Regions from separate parts of the Homo sapiens genome. Here regions 2 and 3 are each linked to region 1. Evidence: chromatin contacts called from ENCODE Hi-C or POLR2A ChIA-PET data. All regions are on one chromosome and are shown on one strand. The core of a region is the stretch at or near the end of the contact, and the rest is flanking DNA. Distances in the headings are between cores, read along the strand shown.

The links. A loop is a pair of places that touch in the nucleus more often than their neighbours do. ChIA-PET counts read pairs that join two places held with the same protein, here RNA polymerase II (POLR2A). Pooled maps may share reads with other maps.
Region 2: a map of CD4-positive, alpha-beta memory T cell shows a loop between it and region 1 (4-fold over the local background). The contact joins two enhancer-like sites. A Hi-C loop is called at or near these places in 2 of 168 maps with a recorded cell type or tissue (CD4-positive, alpha-beta memory T cell and naive thymus-derived CD4-positive, alpha-beta T cell), 1 of 37 single-sample maps with no recorded cell type and 12 of 50 pooled maps. POLR2A ChIA-PET finds 5 or more read pairs at or near these places in 1 of 52 experiments (MCF 10A).
Region 3: a pooled map shows a loop between it and region 1 (2.6-fold over the local background). The contact joins two enhancer-like sites. A Hi-C loop is called at or near these places in 1 of 168 maps with a recorded cell type or tissue (naive thymus-derived CD4-positive, alpha-beta T cell) and 2 of 50 pooled maps. POLR2A ChIA-PET finds 5 or more read pairs at or near these places in 1 of 52 experiments (activated CD4-positive, alpha-beta T cell).

Annotation. Positions count from the first base shown.
Region 1 is chr5:144,186,535-144,189,377 of GRCh38, forward strand. All of the region lies in intron 2 of KCTD16 (potassium channel tetramerization domain containing 16), which reads left to right. Among named protein-coding and RNA genes, the nearest start is that of KCTD16, 17 kb to the left of the region's middle. Within about 2 kb of position 1,402, at least 14 of the 41 ENCODE cell types and tissues checked have a DNase peak (open chromatin) inside an H3K27ac peak, as active enhancers do.
Region 2 is chr5:143,354,295-143,357,205 of GRCh38, forward strand. The region is part of intron 2 of NR3C1 (nuclear receptor subfamily 3 group C member 1); the gene reads right to left. Among named protein-coding and RNA genes, the nearest start is that of NR3C1, 48 kb to the right of the region's middle. Within about 2 kb of position 1,622, at least 19 of the 41 ENCODE cell types and tissues checked have a DNase peak (open chromatin) inside an H3K27ac peak, as active enhancers do.
Region 3 is chr5:143,261,024-143,263,817 of GRCh38, forward strand. No RefSeq gene overlaps it. Among named protein-coding and RNA genes, the nearest start is that of ARHGAP26-IT1, 70 kb to the left of the region's middle. Within about 2 kb of position 1,493, at least 6 of the 41 ENCODE cell types and tissues checked have a DNase peak (open chromatin) inside an H3K27ac peak, as active enhancers do.

The DNA.
Region 1 (2,843 bases), core at 152-2,651:
AAAATAGCTGAAAAGTCTGTCTCAAAGCTCTCTCACCTCTTAAAAGAAAGCAGAAGGACTTTAAAAAACCAGTTTGTTTAAACAAGGCCAAACTGTTTTCCAGGTATCCACATTTTCTCCTCAACACATGCCCAATCCAAAGACAGAGCATCAAGGGCAATATACTCTATGTATGTTAAAGTTTTAATATTACCAAACTGATCAAGGTAAAGGATTATTAACTTTTTTAACCACTAGAAATGTAACATTAGCTGTGTAGCTTTTCTGGCCTCAGTTTTCTCAGCTGAATAATGAAGACAAAAAGAAACTGGAATAGGGATGTATTGATCCATCTATTCATTCAGTAACTCTTTATTCAACACCTATTATGTGTCAGGTTCTGTGCCAGGTGCTGGGGATGGGATATAATAATGAACAAAAATAATAATGATCCCTTCCCTCTCAGCGCTTACAGTGTCACTGGGGGAGAGAAACATGATTCAAATAATCACTCCTCAAATAGTCAAAGAACTCCTTAGGGCTTTTCAGTTCCTAAATTCCATATATACATAAACATAAAAAATAGTTCATAGAACACAAATCTTCTTACATGTTTATTTGAAAGATCTGACAAATCTCATTTATTTCTTAGACTCATTTTTTTTTCCAGATTATTAGCTACAGATATTGCAAACCACTTATAACAATTTTCTGCCTGCCAATGACATAATGCATTGTACTGGCTCATTATTGTAATAGTTGTTACTATGCATATTGAATGCAAATTTCAGGTAATATTTTAGTCTTCATTTTCTATTCATTCCTAGCACTGCCTTTCTATTTCTAACAGGGAGGGATTAAAAAATAACAGAGTCAATAAATTTTAGAGTTTCAAAGGTAAGAGCTGATTTCACACACACACACACACACACATATACACACACACATACACACAGGGGGCAAGAGAGAAAAAATGTTGTTTATTCTTCTAGCTATAACAAAATATCACTTGGGTTCCCCCTTTTCCTCAGATTTTAATTCTATTGATGAAGCATATACAGAGGAAAATATGAAAATGAGTTGTTTTCACTGAATCATTAATGACTTGAGGCTGGCAGTAGGTAGACTTCTTAATTGCTTAATTGTTTATTAAATTTATTCTTTAGCAGTTGATCTCTGGATTTCTTTGTGTACCCCAGAGTCTTGCTGTTAATCAAATATTCTGTAAAATTTTTGCTTTTGCCTGGAAAAATGATTCTACAAGTTCCAGATGTCTTAGGTTGTGTTAAATGTTTGAGGAAAGAAGGCTATTTATTGGAAACCAGCCAGGATCTTTGTTTAGATTATTTTTGCCAGCAGCTCTTCTACTTCAGGCTGTGATTTCATCAAAAAATATTTGCACAAGCCATTGCTTCAGTAACCACGTCTCCAGCCCCACCGGAAGTGGATGTGGTTAATCTAGTAGACAGCACTCTTCTGTCTGAGCCTAGCTTAGACATAGTAGACTGAAAAATTATGTATCTGGAGTTGTTTTTCACCAGGGTTGGCAAGAGGCTCTGATAATCTGCCATCATTATAGGTTTCTTGCTTCTTATCACAACAGCAAGGCTTCTTTGATGGGGTTGAGTCTAGGCAAATGTTTTGGTTGGTAATTAATTGTCCATATCTTACATTTCATCTGGATTTTTCTGTTAATGTGATCCTTCTATGTGTATTGTCCTTTGGTACTTACAAAAAGCTAATAGATATTAGCTTTGTACCTCTTCCAGATTTACTGTTATTTAGCAGTAGGGAATCATTAAGGCCGCATTCTCATCCTAGATCTGTTTTCTTATGTCTGTCAAGAGAAAGTACATGAGAAAATAGTCAAAGTTAGTTTTAAGAATGCATTTCCTGATGGAGTTTAGAATGATACATCTGGTGGTAAGCTTTCTCATCCTAACTCTTTTCTTTAACCCACAAAGGGTGCTTAACCAAAAGTGGCTAGGCTGATGGTTAGTAGGTAGGACATTTCAACCTCTGGCAAATTTGTCATTGAGCAGCATCAGTAAAAAGGTGGAAGATTCTCCACTATCCTCAAAACTTTTTCAATGACTATAAATCAAATGTAATAAAGAGGCATCTAACCAAAATAAAATTTAAGCTGTTGTGCCTAAGGTGATCCAAATATACATGAAGAGAAATGTATCAACAGATAAATAACTTGAGTTATGAAATAGGGGTTTGGAGTGGAAAAGAGTCAGGTGAGAGGTCAGCTTGAAAACACCAAATGGGGCATTGTAATATTCCTAATCAAATACTCACCTCCCCTCCCCTGCCACAAAAAGTTGAGAATCAATACTGAGTGAACAGCTTCTTTGAAAAGTGAATCTTTCTACAAAGAAGTTCCAAAAGAGAGATAAAAGATCAACTATACACAACATAATCAAAAGCAAGCCCTGTTGTCATGGTAAGGCCTTATATTCATGTGTAGGGTGTCTAAGTAGCACCAGTAATTTGCAAACACATTGATAAAGGCAATAAATAACAATGATATCAAAGGATGCACTTAGACATTTTGGACCCTCTAAGATATGCCAGGCTCTTTATACTTAAATCTACTGGAGTAGCAGTTCTGAAAGTATTTAACGCACAGCTCTTAACCTACTTGGAGAACATGTACTGTTTTGAAATTTGGATGAACTCTTGGGATCTCTAGAAAATGCAGAGCAGGTCACGCCTGTAATCCCAGGACTTTGGGAGGCCGAGGCGGGCGGATCACGAGGTCAGGAGATTGAGACCATCCTGGCTAACATGGTGAAACCCCGACTCTACTAAAAATACAGTAACAAAATTAGCCGGGTGTGGTGGCGGGCGCCTGTAGT
Region 2 (2,911 bases), core at 372-2,871, 830 kb before region 1:
TCAAGAGCTTTTCCTTTGCATTCACAATTTAGCTGTTTAGTACAAGAGTCCTTGCTTTTGGCCTGTCTTGGCTTTTGATGTGCCTTCCTCACTAAGTTTAGCCACTTCTAGCTTTTTATTTAAAGTGAGAGACATGCAACTCTTTCACTTCAACACTTAGAGGCCACTGTAGGGTTATTAATTAGCTTAATTTTAATATTATTGTCTCTCAGGGATTTGAGAGTCCCAGGAAGAGGGAGACAGACAGGGAATGGCCAGTTGGAAGAGCAGTCAGATCATGCGCAATATTTATCAATTAAGTACGGTGCCTTATACAGGTGAGGTTTATGGTGCCTGAAAACAATTAAAATAGTAACATCAGGCTGGCACGGTAATCCCAGCACTTTGGGAGGCCAAGGTGAGCGGATCACCTGAGGTCAGGAGTTCGAGACCAGCCTGGCCAACATGGGGAATCCCCATCTCTACTAAAAATACAAAAATTAGCCAGGCGTGGTGGCACACGCCTGTAGGCCCGGCTACTGGGGAGGCTGAGGCAGGAGGATTGCTTGAACCTGGGAGGCAGAGGTTGCTGTGAGCCAAGATTGAACCACTGCACTCCAGCCTGGGTGACAGAGCAAAAGTCCGTCTCAAAAAAAAAAAAAAAAAGAAAAAATCAAAGATCACTGATCACTGGTCGTAACAGATACAAAAATGATGAAAAAGTTTGATATATTGAGAGAATTACCAAAATGTGACACAGAGACACAAAATGAGCACAAGCTGTTGGAAAAATGGCACTGACAGACTCGCTTAATATAGGGTTGCCACAAACCTTCAATTTGTAAGTGAAACAAAACAAAATAAACACGCAATATTTGGGAAGTACAATAAAACAAGGTATGCTTATATCTAAATATGACAGAATACCCCTATAATGGCCACAGCTATTATGTTATCAATTGTTCTTAGAAGCAATACCAGAAACATTTGGAGGGCTTTACTAAAATTCAGATACCCAACCCCAAAATTCTAATTTAGGAAATCTGGTATACAGCCTTGGAATTTGCCAGGTGATTCTTACTTGATACTTAGCCACTTGGGCTGAGGTGGGAGGACAGTCTGAGCCCAGGAGTTCAAGAATACAGTGAGCTAGGATCATGCCACTGTGCTCCAGCCTGGGTGACAGAGCAAGACCCTGTCTTTAAAAAATAATAAATAAATAAATAAATACATCTAATGGGGGAAAAACTCCAAAACTCTTGGTTTCTAAATATCATATAACATTTTCCCCCCAAATAGTGATGGTCAGTAAATTAAATACATTGAAAGTAGGGCAGAGAAACTCCCAAATGTGATCCTAAATAAATCAACATAAGGAGCAAGCCAATTTGAGAAATTCCGTTTAACTATAAAACCACCCTTTAAAAACTTCTCATTATCATGTTAAAGGTATTCAGATTCAATGAAACAGTACTAATAACTTCCAGGCCATTCCTAAAAGATCTTATAAGCCCTAAAAGACCTTATGAAATACTTAATAATTAGTACAGTTGTGCCTTTAATGTTTAAAAGAGGCAGAGACAAACAAGTTAAAAGGCATTTTCCTAACCCTGACTGTGAGTCACAAGCTTGATGCTGCCTGAAGCCAACTGGCATGGTGCCCATTTACAGTAAGTTGTTTACTCCCTGTCTACCAATCACACCACAGAGAAGGAATGCCTAGAGACATAGAGTGTCTTTTCAAGATAGATCAACAGAGAAAGAGGAATTTATAAGTTTATTAAATTGTTACAGATACTGTTTTTAATATTGCTCCAAAATATTCCAATCCACTTTCCATAATCTCAGCATTTTTAAACCAAATAACTAGCCCTCAATAGACAAACTTACAGTAATAGTTTATCAGTGGAATGGGTAGTATCCTCTCATCAGTTTAAATATCTTTTAAATAAAATTTTTAAAGGACACAATATCGATCTTAAAATGGATTTGAACTTAAGCCAATTAGACTGAAGTTGATTTAAATTGTTTTAAATAACCAATTTTTAGCATAAAGACTGAGAGCTTAATATTAATATTAATATTAAGAAATGGAGCATCCAGAGAAATAGAAAATAGAAAAAATGAACCCTGATTATCAAGAGAAAAATGGGTGGGAAGTATCTGTCTAGTATATCAACAATTTCACTTAATTCCCAAGCCCAAATAGCAGAGCAAATCACTCCAGTAACAATATTTAATACTTTCTTTGGACCCTCAGAGCTAGTCTGGACTGTCCCTTTCCTCCACTGCCCTGTTTTTAGTACATTATGCCCAATAATTTTGGAGTTTTGGTTCCTGCAATCTTTTGATCCTATAGTGATATTTCTGCTGCTGCTTCTTTTACTTTTCTGTTTCTCACAATTTGTATTTCTCAAAAAAAAAAACACACGCAAATGTTGTCACATTATTAAATTACTAAATTATCCTATACTTCTTTATAAACATATACTTTTTGCTGAAAAAGCTCAGTGCTAATGATCATCAGATGTACGTTACTTTTCCTTTTAAGAGCCCAAATGAGAAAGAATATACACACAGAATACTAGGATTAGTTTACAGGTCAGAGTACACACGTTATTTCTAAGATCTTACTAGGTGCAAGATTTAAGTTAGACTTCAGTCAATAGGTAAATAAATAAAATCAAATTCTATCTTTGTCCCAATAGTTAGTACCTGGAAAGGTGCTGGATTCATGACCTTGGAAATTGTATAGTTTATAAACAGAATTTCGAAATAATGCTGAGGCAGCAGTGGTACTTCCTCACCTCTTCAGTGCTTGTATTTTAAATCCAAAGGGCTAAAAAAGCATCAACTGTAAATAGGTTGAAAGTTACATATTTATAACGTATTGCTAGTGTATTTGCCACAGGAAAGCAAGTTTGTCAACATG
Region 3 (2,794 bases), core at 243-2,742, 930 kb before region 1:
ATCAGTGTACTGAGTTCTGAGTGTACATGAGCAATACAAAAGTAGGCCTTGGCTTTCAAGCACACACATCTATGGTGTCACGAACTTGGCTTGAGTGTGTGTTGACCCTTACAGCCCCTGCTAACATCCTAGAATTTTGGATTTGGAGTGTAAACAGTAAAGTTGCACTCATTTTCTTTAAAGATAGAATGCTAAAAACTATTATCAGTGGATTTTAGTGTTCTGGTTAGTTGGCCCTTTGTTGATCTTCATTATAATTGAGATTTTTCAGCTTTTTTCCAGACAATTGAACATCATTGATGATGTTAATTACTGTCTTTGAGGCAGATTTCGGCCCACATACCCATAATTGGCAGGGCAAACAAAGAATCCTTTTAGGATTATATTTAATGCAGTGCTTTATTCCCATGTTATAGATACAGAGCAGAATCTCTTATAAAACACCTCACTCTCCAGAAACTTCAGTATGTTCTAGATAAATTTGTACTCAGGGTACAAAGTAATGCTGAGACGTTTTCCCTGTGCTCCTAAAGGCCAAAAGATGGATCTGGCTAGAGCAAGGAGTGCTTGTGAAAAATGTTTTGTTCAGCTCTGTACTGTATATTTTTTGATAAACTGTTTTTTTAAAATGAATTCTTGGGACACATCAACTATGAAAGAGGTTGCAGCACATCCAGCCTTTCACCTGAGTCCCTGGCAGTTTTGTATATGAGAGGTGGTATATTAGCTTTCTGGTTCCTGTTTGCAATTTGATAGTGCGTTTTTTGGACTCTTTGCCACAAAGAGGTATGTAATCTGTGGCCTACTGTATTTGAGTAGGAAGCAGCTAAACTGTTCATGGCCCCCGGTCACAAAGATGATGCCATGTTTGATCTGTTCCATCACCCTGCTCTGACACACTGTATTTTTAAAACTTGAGATATGATTCACCCTTTCAAAGTGTAATTCAGTGGTTTTTAGTATATTCACAAAGTTGCGCAACCATCACCATCATCTAATTCCGGAACATTTTCATCACTTGAAAAAGAAACCTTGTACCCATTGCCAGTCACTCCCCATTCCGCTGCTTCCCTTTGCTTTTGGTAGCCACTAATCTACTTTCTCTCCTATGGATCTGCCTATTTTGAACACCTCATATAAATGGAATCACACATTATGTGGTCTTTTGTGACTGATTTTTTCTATTTAGCAATGTTTTCAAGGATCATCCGTGTCGTTGCATTTAATAGTACCTTATTCTTATTCATGGCTAAATAATATTCTATTGTATGCAGAGGCCACATTTTATTTATCCATTCATCAATTGATGAACATTTGGGTTGTTTTCACCTTTGACTATTGTGACTACAGTAATTCCCCCTCTATTTATGGGGGATACATCCCAAGACCCCCAGTGGATTCCTGAAACTGCAGATAGTACCAAACCCCATTGTGATAGTCTGTCTGGTAACCAAGATGGCTACTAACTGACTAATGGGTGAGTAGTGTATGTATAGCATGGATACACTGGACAAAGGGATGACTCATGTCCTGGACAGGACAGTGGGATTTCATCATGCTACTCAGAATGGTGCATGATGTCAAACTTTCAAATTGTTTATTTCTGGAATTTTAATATTTTCAGACTCTGTGGGTAACTGAAACTGTGAAAAGTGAAACCACAGATGAGGGGGACTACTGCAGTGCTGTTATGAACATTCATGCACAAGTTTTTGTGTGATTATATGTTTTCAGTTCTCTTGGGTATATATCTAGGAGTGGATTGCTGGATTATATGGTAACTCTGTGTTTAACTTTTTGAGGAAATGTTTTCTATGGTGGATGTACCATTTATATTCCCAGTAATGTATAGGGGTTCCAGTTTCTTAGTATTCTTGCCAATACTTGTTATCGTTCATCTTTTTACTTATAAATTTCCTAGTGGATGGTGACCCACTATATTTTGCTGGAAGAAATGTATAATCATCATATTTTCACATTTTCAGCCTTAAAGGCCTATTCAATACAAAAATAATCATTTTCTCTAAATCTTTATCTTTTACCTATTGAAGGCTATCATTGGAATAATTCAGTTATGTTATTTACTTGAACTTATAGGCTAATCATTGAAAATTCTTAATTATGACTTGAACTTTTGCCAGCTCTGAGGTGGATTTTATTGAAAATTTCAACCACATCTAAAAAAACTCATTATTTAGATGAAATTTAAAAATTATTTTAAATCACTTGACTATGTTCCCTTGCCCCAGACTATTTCCAGTGCCTCAGACAGTTAAATAATGTTATTGAAACAACTACAAACACAAGATTTTCAAAGTCATTACTAAACATTGCAGAAGAAATATTTGCTTCCTTGCTTTATAAGTCACCGTGGCCAGTGCCTTTGAAGATATTTTCAAATTGTTTACTGGCATTGTGCATTAAACTCTTTCTTCAGAGTAGGCTCTGTGAGCCAGAAAAATAGTAACCTTTTTCTTTGTTAATACTAAAATTTATGTTGACCGTATGATTCACAAACTTTTGACATTATGTTATCTCCTTGTGGTGGTTACATTATCCCTTTGAAGACAGATATTAATATTCTTCTTGTATATATGAAAAATATACTCAGAAAGATTAACAATTGCCCAAGGATTCACAACTAATAAGTTGCTCATGTAGGCTTTCGATTTCATTTCTCTTGATTTTTTTCCCTCACAGCTGTGAACCCCGTATATCTGAGACAGGTCTCAGTTAATTTAGAAAGATTTTTTTGCCAAGGCCTGTCATGACACAGCCTCAGCAGGTCCTGACC